2 separate regions of the Homo sapiens genome follow, and region 1 is linked to region 2. A link is a contact called in ENCODE Hi-C or POLR2A ChIA-PET data. All regions are on one chromosome and are shown on one strand. Each heading gives the region's core, a stretch centred on a gene start or an enhancer-like site at or near the end of the contact. The rest is flanking DNA. Distances are from core to core; before and after follow the strand shown. Region 1 overlaps BACH2 (BACH transcriptional regulator 2). Region 2 holds the start of RRAGD (Ras related GTP binding D).

What was found. A loop is a pair of places that touch in the nucleus more often than their neighbours do. ChIA-PET counts read pairs that join two places held with the same protein, here RNA polymerase II (POLR2A). Pooled maps may share reads with other maps.
Region 1: a loop to region 2 is called in a pooled map, with 2.6 times the contacts of the local background. The contact joins the enhancer-like site here to the promoter of RRAGD in region 2. A Hi-C loop is called at or near these places in 1 of 50 pooled maps. POLR2A ChIA-PET finds 5 or more read pairs at or near these places in 3 of 52 experiments (OCI-LY7, activated CD4-positive, alpha-beta T cell and activated T-cell).

What each region holds. Positions count from the first base shown.
Region 1 is chr6:90,118,996-90,125,771 of GRCh38, forward strand. All of the region lies in intron 4 of BACH2 (BACH transcriptional regulator 2), which reads right to left. Among named protein-coding and RNA genes, the nearest start is that of BACH2, 170 kb to the right of the region's middle. Within about 2 kb of position 3,101, at least 5 of the 41 ENCODE cell types and tissues checked have a DNase peak (open chromatin) inside an H3K27ac peak, as active enhancers do; they include OCI-LY7, where a contact is called at or near this core.
Region 2 is chr6:89,410,462-89,416,978 of GRCh38, forward strand. It overlaps RRAGD (Ras related GTP binding D), which reads right to left and starts at 1,812. Exons shown (of 7, transcript NM_021244.5): 1 at 1,385-1,812. The coding sequence starts at 1,532. RefSeq lists silencers at 769-868, 899-1,008, 1,039-2,228.

The DNA.
Region 1 (6,776 bases), core at 1,851-4,350, 710 kb after region 2:
TAAAATTTGAGCCCAGTCTCAACTATCTATCAAATGTTCAGAATATTTTACCTAAATTAAATATATGTTATCATCCACCTTCCTTTGCACAAACATGTGACATGATATCATATAAAATGAAGACTTTATTTATATGCAAGTCTTTAGGTGGCACTTGCAAGCTTCCATGTGCCTATGACATTTGGGAACTTCTATCTGCATGTTGTAGGAACTGTTCATATTTATACCTCTCATGCCCATGTGGCTACATTTTAAAATGATTCAGTCATGATTCTTCCAGGGTCTCCTGTGGGCCCAGCTCTGTCTTTACCTAATTATGTTAGTTTCAATCGACAACTATAATACGAAGACTTAATGAGGAACACAAATGAGAGTAATTCACATATACCAAAAATCAACTTAAACACACACTAATATAATGTTGAGAAATGCATTATTTAAAATACCCTGTACATTATAGAGAAATGCTTATCTTCAATCTTCCACTTGCTTTGTGGTGTCAGTTTACTGAGCTATTAATTTAAACTTAAAAGCCTGAAATTTGAATATACAGAATAGCTGAACAGCTGCAGAAACAAACTTATAAAAATATATACTGTTACCCAGCACATAAAAAAGCAATTATTTATTGAAAAAAATCAGAATTTAATATTACCCAGTAACTGCAAAAGTTGTTGAAAGGATATAATTAACATTTACTGAAGATTCTTAGGGGGTAAAAATATTTTAAATAAAACAAATATTTAGAAGTTCTTAGTTACTAGTAAAAACAATCTCTTTAAACATAACGTTCATCCACCTTGAAAAAAAATCTGCTGACTGGGACATTTCTAGATAATTTTGAAGCTCAAAAACGCCAAATCTATCAAAATCAGAGAGTTGCTCTTGGTTTGTGTTGTCACAATCTGTGACGAGACAATGGGTCTTGCTCAGGTCAGGGGACCATTAAGGACCCAGGAAAGCCAGCAAAGGACTAGGAGATTTTGATGTACTAGAAAGACACAGGATCAAGAGTCAGAAGACCTGGCTCTCACCCCAACTTTAGCTCTTGCTAGCAGTGTGACTGGTCTCATTCATTCATTCATCTATTCATGCCAGCTGCTGGGGACATCAATGAACAAGACAGACATATCACATATCACATATCACAAAGCTTATTCATTAAGGCCTCACCAGCACCCTAAAAATGGGGAGAGGACCGTAGAGTTGAGAAGAAGTTTAAATCAAACATCATAGGAAGAGGTCCATGATGGTCACCACTCTCATGGGATGAAATGTCTTTGGCTTCGTTTCTTTATTCATAGAACATGAGTACAACACCTGCTTTCTCTATTTCAGCAGGTACCAAACTCTGTGGGCATTTAACAATGTGTTAAACAAATTTGAAATAAAAAACCCTACTTTATTAAAATAAACCATTAGGAAAATCAAATAAGTACAAGGTTATCAGAGCAAAGCTTGCCTAGTTCACAAACATCTTCATGGATATGTTTAATGGCCCTTCAGAGGAAGCCAAATATTTGCATAACCATAAGCCTCCTTCAAATATCTTGAGACTTGTCATGATCTTAATTTGCCAAAGTGGGTCCCTATCTATGTTTGGCAGAACCGTTCAAATCATCTGAAAGCTACCTGCTTTTTGAACGGGTTTTTACTGATGAATTTTTGGGAGGAGTTCAGAACCTATCCAATAGAAAGTCTTTTAACCAATGGGCCCTAATCAACTGGATGGATCAATCAGCATTCTCCATCCCCTGTATAAAATATACTGACCAATACTGTGGTCAAACGAATACTGAATGTTCTCTCTCGAACTCTGGAGCACATCAGCTCTCTCTGCATAAACTGTTAATGTCAGCTATACTTGCTTTGTAATTACAGAAATTAAATATTATGTTGGCCCATAAAATATGAGTGTGAAAATAGTTATTTGTATGAAAATTTAGTAAAATTAAAGAAATGAAAGTAAGTCACTAGAGGAAATCTGCCATTGAATTAGATATGATTGAGACAACTGTGAAAGATTGGGGAAATAATAAAAATTTAAAATGACTTTGCAGTCAGACTGTGTTGCAAGTGTCTTAAAAAATTCCTCACTTAAAGAGACTGAAAATGGAAATCATGCAATAATGTGCATGAAAGATTACATGAAGTTCCAATCAGCAGACCCAAACTCGAAGAAAAGGCCTCGAGCCCACATCAAAAGATTGGCAAATAACTGTTCATTTGCAACTTTAGGTTAAATACATGATTTAGGCTATGTAGTATCTTTTTAAAAAATGATTCACTGTTTAATTGATTTTTCAACTAATGAGAAAACACCCAGTCAGGTTAGCTAAGAGGGCTCTGACTCTGTAACCAGCCTGGAACCCTGGGAAGCTCTAGGTAGATAGGGTTCCTTCTTGTTGTTTTTTCTGATTTTTAAAATTTTCTAACTTTTCTTAACGGTTATTATTTGCTTATTTAAATAAAAACTATTTTAATAAAAAGATATATATCTAAATTTCAGCTATCTTGGAGCAAAAAGCCTTTGCATTTTATTAATTAATTAATTAATTTATTTTGAGACGAGTCTTACTCTGTTGTGCCCAGGCTGGAGTGCAGTGGCACAATCTTGGCTCACTGCAACCTCCACCTTCCGGGCTCAAGCAATTCTCCTGCCTCAGCCTCCCGAGTAGCTGGGATCTTACAGGCGTCCACCACCATACCCAGCTAATTTTTTGTATTTTTAGTAGAGATGGGGTTTCACCATGTTGGTCAGGCTGGTCTCGAACTCCTGACCTCAGGTAATTCGCCCACCTCGGCCTCCCAAAGTGCTGGGATTACATGTGTGAGCCACCGTGCCCGGCCACCTTTGCATATTTTAAACAAAGAAAAAAAGAGGCCAAATATTTTTACTCATGTGTTGCTTAAATGTTTAGTGATTCTGCCTTTTGCCCCCCATTTCTGGTGTGAGGCTACCTATCTATTGGTAAGACTGTTTTAACTGCAGTTCAATGAATATGACCCTTCCAAGTAAGAAAGGCTGAACCTTTCCAGCTGTAAAGGTTGATTCTGGGGCAGCAGAACCCTACCATGTGTGACAAGGTTTCCTTTTACTAATCTGGTTCTCCTCCTGTATATTTTGGGAAATGACACACGTCCAGGCAAAGCACACCATGGGCCAAATGCACATCCTCTCTGCCCTTAAGGGGCCATGACTCAAAGCACTTCACTGGGGATGCCCAGGGGTTGTGCATGACCAGACATCGGCAAAGTATTTTTGAGAAACCTCCTCCTCAACTAAAAATACCCACTGTGAGAAATCTGTAGCGTGAAGCAAGGATCGAGTCAGTACAACACAAAAAAAGAGACAGGCTTGTGGCAGTCTCAGAATCAAACCCAGTTCGCCCTCCCTTACCAGAACAACAAGAACAATCAAAAAAAAGGTTTACAGGAAAGGACTTCTTGAAGGCAGTAAGATGGGATACATGGCCACACTCATTTTAGTCTTGTCTTTTCTCTTTCTCCTTGAGGGCTGGGATGGGGAAAGTGGCCCCAAATCTGCTCAAAGTCCAACTGAACACAATCAATAATAGACTTACTATGACATTTTAAAAAAATTTCTACTGAGACATTAGTTTTATTCCTCAGTAAACACCTCCCTGATTTCTGCATCCCAGGAGAGCCTGGGCAAAGAAGAGCACAGGCAAGAAGTGTGAATGTGTTCAGAGAAAGTGTTGGCGAGGCCTGGCTCTCCCAGCCCCTCTGATGGCTGAGAAAACTGCTTGACAAGAGGGAGACCCACCAGGACAGAAGCCTGAGCTTCACAGGGCAGACACATTGCTAGTGTAGCTACTGACTGCCCATGGCAATGGTTCTATTTTTTTCATGGGAGACCTTCCTATAGTTACACATAAAAAAGAGACATAAAACCGGAGAACTTAACGGCAGAGAAAAGTAAAATGGTAAATCTAGAATGTTTTGCTTAACTTCAAAACTGTTGTTGAATAGTTTAGAAGGAGTAGGGGGTTGAATTGAGGTCCCCAACAATACAGGTGTCCTAACTTCTAGAACCTGGAAATGAAACTTTATGTTGGAAAAGGACCTTCGCAGATGTAATTAAGTTGAGAATCTCGAGATGAAATCATCCTGGATTACCTGAGTAGGCCCTAAATCCAAGGGGAGGTGTCCTTAGAAGACACAGAAGAGAAGACAGAGGAGAAGGCCAAGAGAAGAGAAGAAGACAGAAGTGGAGGCAGAGATTGGAGTCATTTAGCCATGAGCTGAGGAACACCTGGAGCCTCCCCAGAAGCTGGGACAGGCAAGGGATGATTCTGCCCTGAAGCCTTTGGAGGAAGTGTGGCCCTGAAACACCTTGATTTTGGACTTCAGGCCACCAGAACTGTGAGAGAATAAACATTGTTTTAAATTGTCCAGTTTGTGATAATTTGTTAAGCAGACCTAGGACACTAACACTGAAGGCTAGGACAGCTTATAAGAAGACCGGTGGGGGCCGGGCGCGGTGGCTCACGCCTGTAATCCCAGCACTTTGGGAGGCCGAGGCGGGCGGATCACGAGGTCAGGAGATCGAGACCATCCCAGCTAAAACGGTGAAACCCCGTCTCTACTAAAAATACATAAAATTAGCCGGGCGTAGTGGCGGGCGCCTGTAGTCCCAGCTACTTGGGAGGCTGAGGCAGGAGAATGGCGTGAACCCGGGAGGCGGAGCTTGCAGTGAGCCGAGATCCCGCCACTGCACTCCAGCCTGGGCGACAGAGCGAGACTCCGTCTCAAAAAAAAAAAAAAAAAAAAAAAAGAAGACCGGTGGGAAAACATAAAGAAATTTCTATTAGAAATAGAAATCTTATGTGAGAACACCAAAATCGCCTCCTGATGCCCCAAAGCACAATGATTCTGAGGGGAGCAGGAGGGAGGGTGCGACTCTCCTCCGAATGCAGGCCTGGGCCCCAAAGCTGATGAAGAAACCCGATGGCTGCATGGGGCCAGACCTAGTGTGAGTCAGAGTCGCCAGGGGAACTTTTGTCAAAAACTGATATCTCCACTTAAGGGTGGCTGAGTCAGAATTTCTAGAGGTCAGGTTGGAGAATCCATGTTTTTCAAAGTCTCCCATGTGATTCTAATGATCTTCCATCCTTAAAAATGATGGGCCCAGGTGGTCTGCTCCCTCCCGCTTTCAGTGTTTGAGAAGCAGATCTGCAGCTGCAGCCAACTTTTAAAAAAACGTGTCCAACAGGCTATTTATTATTTAAAACCCAGCTTTATTGTTTATGTAAAGCTTGATACAGATGCATTATGAAGTATTAAACAATACAGAAAAGCACAAAGACAAAAGTAAATATCCAGATTCACCATCTCAGGAAACTTTCCACGTGTATTTCCAAGTGTTTATTCACACAGAGATGTCTGTGTACACTTTAACCTGCTACTCAGAGTGTGGTCCACAGACCAGCAGCATTGACAACACTAAGGAAATTGTTAACAATTCAGAATTTCGGGCCCTGACACAGCAGGATGTACTAAAACTGCAAATATGTTATATCCCTTGTTTTGTAACTTGCTTTTTCCACACTGTAATGTATTGTAACCTCTGTCCTTGGTAATAAATACAAACCTTATGATCTTTCTTAATATATGTACGGTATTCTTTTATGTACCAGAATTTACTTAATGAGCTCTCATTTGATGATCATTTCTAGTTTCCCATTTTTCCCACCATTGTAAACAATGCTCACCTAAAAATCCTTGAGAAAGTATCTTTCTGTTTTGTCATTATTATTTTTGGGTAAATCCCTAGAAGTCAACCAGTGTGCAATTTTACGCACACTGATCATTCTGATACCTAATGCCAGAACACCAGCAAGAATGCCCAGTGACCTTGCACACGAATGCTTGTTCCCTCACACTCTTGCCAACACTGGAATTTTTCTAATAATTTTAACCTTTGTCTATCTGATACTTAAAAATGACACTTCATTGATTTTTTTCCTTGCATTTTTCCAAAAGCAATAAAAAAGCTTCTCATACATTTATCGGCCATCTGTATTTCTCATTTTGTGAACTGTCCAAAGTTATTTTGGTTGTTTAAAATAACAGTTATAAAAGAATCTGTGGAATTACAGAGTTTAGAAATATGGTTTAGTCACAATGAAAAGACACGGAGAAGAAAAAAAAGGAAGAGAGAAGAAAATGTGCCATAAAAAAAGATAATCAAAAGATTAGTTTGTGTGTTTATTTATAGACACCAGTTACAGCAATCCAGTGATTAGGCAAATTAATGCAGCTGTGTATGATCACAGCTCTGGGATCAGCCCCTACATCCTTTTCAAATGATGCCACCTGTCATTTAAGTATTTTGCATTTGCCTTTCATGTTACATATATTTCATGATGATTTCCATTTTAAAAACCTTCTTGGTTAACCCTTTGAAGGTTCTCATGATATGGATTATCCTCTGCCGTCAGGAATGGGGTGAGCTAACCACCCTCCCAGGTAGGCAAGAGAAACAGCACGTTTGCCTCTGAAAAAGACCAATCCTCTCCAAACGTTCACATCTTAGGAAAGAGAACAGTTGCATCCTTTTCACTGGGTGTAAAACTGCTTCTCTGCTCAGAACCAATGGAAAAAAATGGGGGACGGGTCAGATGCTGTGTACTGGTTGACTTCAGTGGCATGTGCAGACCATGCCCATTCCACCGGGCACATGCATCCCTCACACCCCCAGGGTGACCTCAGGCCTGCTTTGTCACACAGGCACCCACCTTGGGCTCCATACC
Region 2 (6,517 bases), core at 562-3,061:
AGACTCCAATAAAACGGCTGAAAGCCTTTATCTACAAAAATGTGGCCTGGTGCTCAACGGTAAGACCAATTACCGGGAGTGCAGAAGACAGAAAGCACAAAGGTGCACACATCAGTTTAAGCAAATGAGGAATTAGCACAAATCATCCCAAGAGAGAAAACGCTATGAAAAAGGGTGACTTGAGAGGCTGCTTTCTCATCTACCAGGCGCAAGGCATAGTTAACTTTATTTCCTTTCTGATTCATTGAAAGTCGTGCCTGCCAGATGTAGAATAATGAAACTACCCTAGTGAGAAAAGCTTTGCATAGAGAATTTAAAATAAGTTCAGTGAATTCTCAATAAAAGTTCTTTAAAAATCAATAGTCACAAAGGTACTTGTATCTCTCACACAATTTCTTCAGTGTGAAACATTAAAGTTAGTTCCTTCTCTTGGATGCATACAGTTTCACTGAGAATAACATCATGTTTAACAGCCGCTTTCTATTGACCTTTCCAAGTGACCTTACAGTAAAGGAACTTTTGCTCGCTTCTGAGGGAAACTAAAAAAAGTTTAACCTCTCTGGAATACTAAAAGGCTCTCAACTTCCTTACACCTTAAGAAAATGCAGGAAGCCCCCACAAGCTGAACGATTGCTAAAACCCGCTTCTAGAACAGGAAAAAGAGTTTGCTTCACTATTGAAGCAAAGAATTCCCCGCCGCGCGCTCACTCCCGGGCAGGCACTGCCATGTCCAGGTGGTGATACCGAGAGCAGATAAGGTGTCCTGACAACGGTGTTTGCGTGGATCCCGGGAAATCTGCGGCCTCTCGGAGACTCCCACAACAGCTTGGCGAGCATCCCCCCGCCGCCCCGCGGGTCTCCCCAGCCACTACCTGGGTGGGCCCCTCCCGCGGCGACGCGGGGCGAGACTGACACCCGCAGCTGCCGACGACCCTGCCAGTCACGCCGCCGCCGGCTGCCTTTTTTTAGCCACGACATCTGACCCTGGCTTCAACAGCACCGTTCTGGGAGAGAGGTCCCAGGGCGCGCCCGCGGTCCCCTCCCCTCCCCAACCGCCAGACGCTGCGGAGAGCTTGGGGTGAGGGGCGCGGGAGGCACCGGCTCTGAAAGGGGCAGAAGCGCGCGCTCCTCCAGCCCAGACGCTTACTCCCTCCTTCCCCTTTTCCACCGATCCTGGTTGCCCCTCCGCCACCAGCACCGCGCTCCCTCATTTGGCAGCTCGAGGTCGGGCTTTTGGCGTCCCTCCCCACCCCAAACCCTCAACTGGACCCGCTCCCCTGGACCCCCTCCAAGTCGGTGGCTCGCGCACGGCCGGGCTGGGGGCGGGAAGGCGCCAAGGGGAGGAAAGGGGCGCGAGCCGAGGACGCGGGGGCCGGGCGCTCACCTCCCTCCTCTGTGCCGCTGTCCGGATCGGCGTCGGAGGAGTCGGGCCCGTCTCCGTAGTCCGCTAGCCCCACCAGCTCATCCTCCTCCTCCTCCTCCTCCGCGTCGTCCTCGTCCTGCGGCTGCGGCTTCCCCAGCACCTGGCTCATCGTGCCCACCGGCCGGCCGGCCCGGGGACGGCGGGGGTCCCGGGGTGGGGGCCAAGCCTCCTAGCCGGCCGCCCGCAGCCTATTTCTGAAGCGGAGGTTTGTCTAGAGCTCAGCGGGGCCCGGCGGAAGCGGGGGCCGCGCGTCCCCCGGCGGGCGGCGCCCAGGTCCGGGTCCCGCGGTTCCCAGCGCGCCCGAAGCCCCCTCCCCCGCCCCGCCCGCCGGCGGAGGAGTCAGCCGGAGCGCGGCAGTTCCTCCCGGAGGAGGGAGAGAGAGAGAGACTGCGTGACCCGAGTCACCTGACACACACTGTCACATACTCACATACACACCCCGCACGGGCGCGCGCGCGCTCGCCCGGCCGCGGGCACCACTCGGCGGGGCGCTGGGCCGAGGACACACATGCACACGCACACGCACACGCACGAGGAGACCGGGGAGGCGCGGGGCCCCTGCACCCTCCCAGACTCACACCGACACACGCCCCGTACACGGGGCCCCCGGGACGCCGGCCGTCACCCACCGCGGCTGCGCGCCAGGGGCCCCCACGCGCCTCTCCTTCACGTGGTCCCCGCACAGGCAGGGGAGGGGGCGCCGCACACCCTCAATGTCCCCCCCGCCGTCCCACTCCCACACGCCCGCAGAGCGTCTACCGTGGGCGGATGCCTCCTGCTTACAGTCCTGAGCTAGGGTCCCAAGCGGGTGGCCTCCCAACACTGTGGCGCCCAGATCCCCCACCCCAGAGCAGCGTGCCCAGGACACCCTGTGGACGCTCAAGAGCCCCAGGCGGAGAACTCAGATAAATGCACAGTGGAGGCGCAGTCTCCATAGCAATTGTCTTTTAGTGTGCCTTTATGGTTCAAAGTGCTTCCCACCAAGAATATTTAAAAAGCAGGCCTACCCAGACGTAAATGTTTCTGAAGAAATCACATGACTCGTGGCTGCTTAGACTAAATAATTCCTCTGCAGCCCTTTGGAAAAGGTCTCAGTGTATAACACACTCGGGGGCTATTCATGGCCACCTCCTCATGTCTCATTGTTGCATAGACTGTAATCCCACATGAATAAAATATTTCAAGGCTTTTGTGGGAGTAGGGGAGTGGCGGTGGTGGGGGGGCAATTCTCAAATAGGAATAGCAGCAACGTGGAGTGAGACTCTAAAACCTGCATTCCTCCTTCACAAGCTTTTCACCACGGAACACACTGTACCCACCCTTTCTGGGTACTGCAAAAAATTACGTGGATGAACTTCCTTCTGTGGAGCACAATAAGAAAAAACCGGCCGGTCAGCATGATGATCCAGCTCCTACAGGTGCCAGCAGCTCAGCCGGTGGTGCGGTGCAGAAGCGGAGGGAGGAAGCTAGGGCAGGAGACTCTCAGGGCCCAAGGGTGCTAACCTCCATAGGAAACATTTATTAACCACCTCCTATATGCCTGAGGCTGGGCTAAGTAGAGGGTCCAAGAATGCTCAGGGCAGTGTTCCTGCCCTGAAGGAGCTCACAGTCTACCAAATCATGACTCATGTCCTGGATTTTTTTTAGTATTTCTGAGTGCAGAAGGTGGATGCAGACACTTTCCAGAAGGTGGCTGCTTCTAATGGGAAAGGTCCTGAGATTTTCCAAGGGAGGCAGGCAGTATAATTTGGTATGACTGTATCAGTTAAGGTTCTTCCCAGGATGAAACAGACGGTATGTGCAAAGACTTTAACTGAAGCCTTCAAGTGAAGGAACAATTTACAGGGGTGTGGACAGAGTTTAGGGAATCAATGCAGGTATTAGCGATAGTGGGAAGATAACACCACCCCTAAATTTACAGGAGTGAGGAAGGGAGCTAGAGTCCTGGAGAGGGGCCACAAAACAGGAGCTGTAACTGATGAGGAAGCTGCTGCTGCCAGAACGGCCTCACATCAAGGAGAGAGCAAAGACCTCTCTTTCTCTCCATCCATCCTCCCTCCACTCTCCTGTGTCTCCCATTGGCCAAACCCATCTGGTAGCCAGAAGGCAAGGGAGCCTGGAACCTAGTCCAGGACAGAGATTGGATAGGGAGGGCAGGGAGTGGGTCCCTGGGTGGGGTGAGGTGCAAGGAGCATCACCAACACAAGCAGGCACTACATACTCCCATCAGAGGCAAGTTACTTATGCCCTTCTAAACCCGATTGCTTATCAATAGAACATCACTCCTTCTAAGGATTATTAGGAAGATTAAATGAGGCGGAAAAAAAATCTCAGGTACTTACAAAGCTCATTTCCTAGGAGTAATTTTCCTAGCCTATTTTCATCCCTTCCGTCAAAGGAAACCCCAGGGAGGAGGGCCTCCCAGAGTGTGGCTGAGGACTTTCAGCTATTCTATAGCTAGCCCACCATCCTCAAGTGGCCTTTGAACTGGTCTGATTCAAACTGCAAATAACAATTTAGGAGATCTAGAAGACTGTCCAAGGTCAACCCAGACTCAGACGTATAGGGCATTCCTGGGCAGGTTGCCAAGTGTGTAAGACCCATGGACTCAAGGGATCAGGAAAGGGCAGGTCATAATCCAACAGCCCCACTGTGCCTATGGACTAGAAAGGACAGAAATGTCTGATGATCCTCTAACTTCCCCAGGAAGAGAGATCTTAGAAGGAAACAATAGATTGGGGCACACTCCAAGATACTTGAGAATTGGACCATTCTTTTGTTTTTTTCTTTTAACATGGAGTCTCACTCTATCACCCAGGATGGAGTGTAGTGACATGATCTCAGCTCACTGCAACCCCTACCCCCCAGGTTCAAGCGATTCTCTTGCCTCAGCCCCTGAGTAGCTGGGACTACAGGCATGCACCACCACACCCAGCTAATTTTTGTATTTTTAGTAGAGACAGCGTTTCACCATGTTGGCCAGGCTGGTCTCGAACTCCTGACCTCAGGTGATCCACCCACTTCGGCCTCCCAAAGTGCTGGGATTACAGGCATGAGCCACCGCACCCAACCTGGACCATTCTTAAGAATAAGAATAAAATAAAATCCCACAAAAAAATCAGTAGAAGTCAAATCCTCAATTATATTCTACCCCAAGCTAAAGAGTCATATACAGATTTAAGATATTCTAATTTACTACCATTTCAGAAATGTATAGTTGAACAGAACAGGAAAAGCCTTGATTGCTTTTTTTCTTTTGCTGACATCATTTGAATACTGTCAGCTTTCAAAGAAGAGATATGTTGAAAATATCCTAGAAATAGAAGTTCTTGAATTTAAAAAATCATGTGTGTAGAATCTTTCTGAATTTAAATAAAAACTGAAAAACACTACAAGAACCCTGAAAGCCTTTAAGAAACTCAGCGTGGGATCTGCTCAGTGAATTGGCTGCTGCCTTGGCCGCTCTGCACTGGAGCTCAGCCTATGTCTGGGGATGTCTCCCCAGGAGAGTGCTCTGAAGAATGTGAAGATTGGTCTCTGGGCTACCCATGGTTTCTGCTGTGGTATGTAACCATGGCAAGTATGTAACCATGGCTTATACTTGACAGGTGCTTAATAAATGCTTATGGAAAAAAAGAGAGATGGGAGAAAGAAAAGAAGGAGAGAAGGAAGGGAGGGAGGAAGAGAAGAAGAAAAGAAGGGTGGGAAGAACGGAGGAAGATAGTATATGGCTCTTCACACAGATCTAGCCTATTTCTGAGAGAAACTTCAGGAAGAAATAGCAGCCAAGTTTTCTACTTGCTCCAAACCTTGGGAAATGCCACAGTGTGGGTAAATATGAAGTGTTAGCTACAAGAGAGCAACTAGGAATGAGCTGACATGCAAAAAGAGCATAAGTCTTAGGCCTTCATCTGTCCAAGACTGCCTGAGATCTGAAGAGACTACAATATCACGACGACTAAATGCTTATTTTATTTCAACTAACTTTTCCTTCTTAAAAAAAAAAAACTCTTAATTTTTAGACATTTTTAGCATCATGAAAGAAGAGCTTTGTCTATTACCCATTAAAATTTAGCCAACTAACATTTACTGAGATTTTCTACAAATAAGGAGGCACTGTTCCAAGATAATATGAACTTTAAAATATTCCCTCTAAGAAAGTGATATCATCCCCTCTACTTTATAGATAAGAAAACTCAATTTAAACAAGTCACCCAAGGTACTGCACAGAATGGATGGAGGAACTACTTTGGAACTCAGACAGCCTGACATGAAACCTTAATCCAAACTTATACACCCCATGGCCCAGGATGGCTTTGAATGCAGCCCAACACAAATCTATAAATTTTCTTAAAACATTATGAGACGTTTTTGCAATTTTTTTTTTTAGCTCATCAGCTATCATTAGTGTTAGTATATTTTATATATGGCTCAAGACAATTAATTCTTCTTCCAGTGTGGCCCAGGGAAGTCAAAAGATTGGACACCCCTGCCTTAGTCCCATTTAATGGCCTAAGGCTAAACTCTACATTAAAGCCATTGAACTGAAAACGGTAGAAGGGAAGTGATTAGCTGCTCCCAATCTCCTAAGTAAAGAAGCAAAGCTCATATAGACACTCAAAAAATGGATCTGTTGTCTCAGCCGGATTTAATTTGCAGGATTCACTAAGAGAAAAGGGAAAACAAAAAACAAAACAAACAAACAAACAAAAAACTGAAAAGCTTCCTAACCAACAAAAGAAAGAAAACTTCTTGTTATAATACAACTGTGGATTGTCATTCCTTTTACTAGGAAGACAAATGGCAAGTAATTTAGTACCCTTTCTGGTTTATATTATTTCTATACTGTATGCTAAGCCTAAGTATAAAATCCAAGTGTACTTTGGCTTGAAAATTTGAATTTTAAAGGGAAGAAGTTTGTTTCCTGATTTCAGTGAATTATTTTGCTGTTACCAATTAGATGTCTTGTGATGACAAGGAATATGAGAGCTATTTAAAAGAAACCTGTACAATGTAGGCAGAGTAATTGCAGTCCTGAATAGGGCAAGCAATTAAATACAGCCTGCATCCTGCATCTTAGGGTATTTTGAGGCA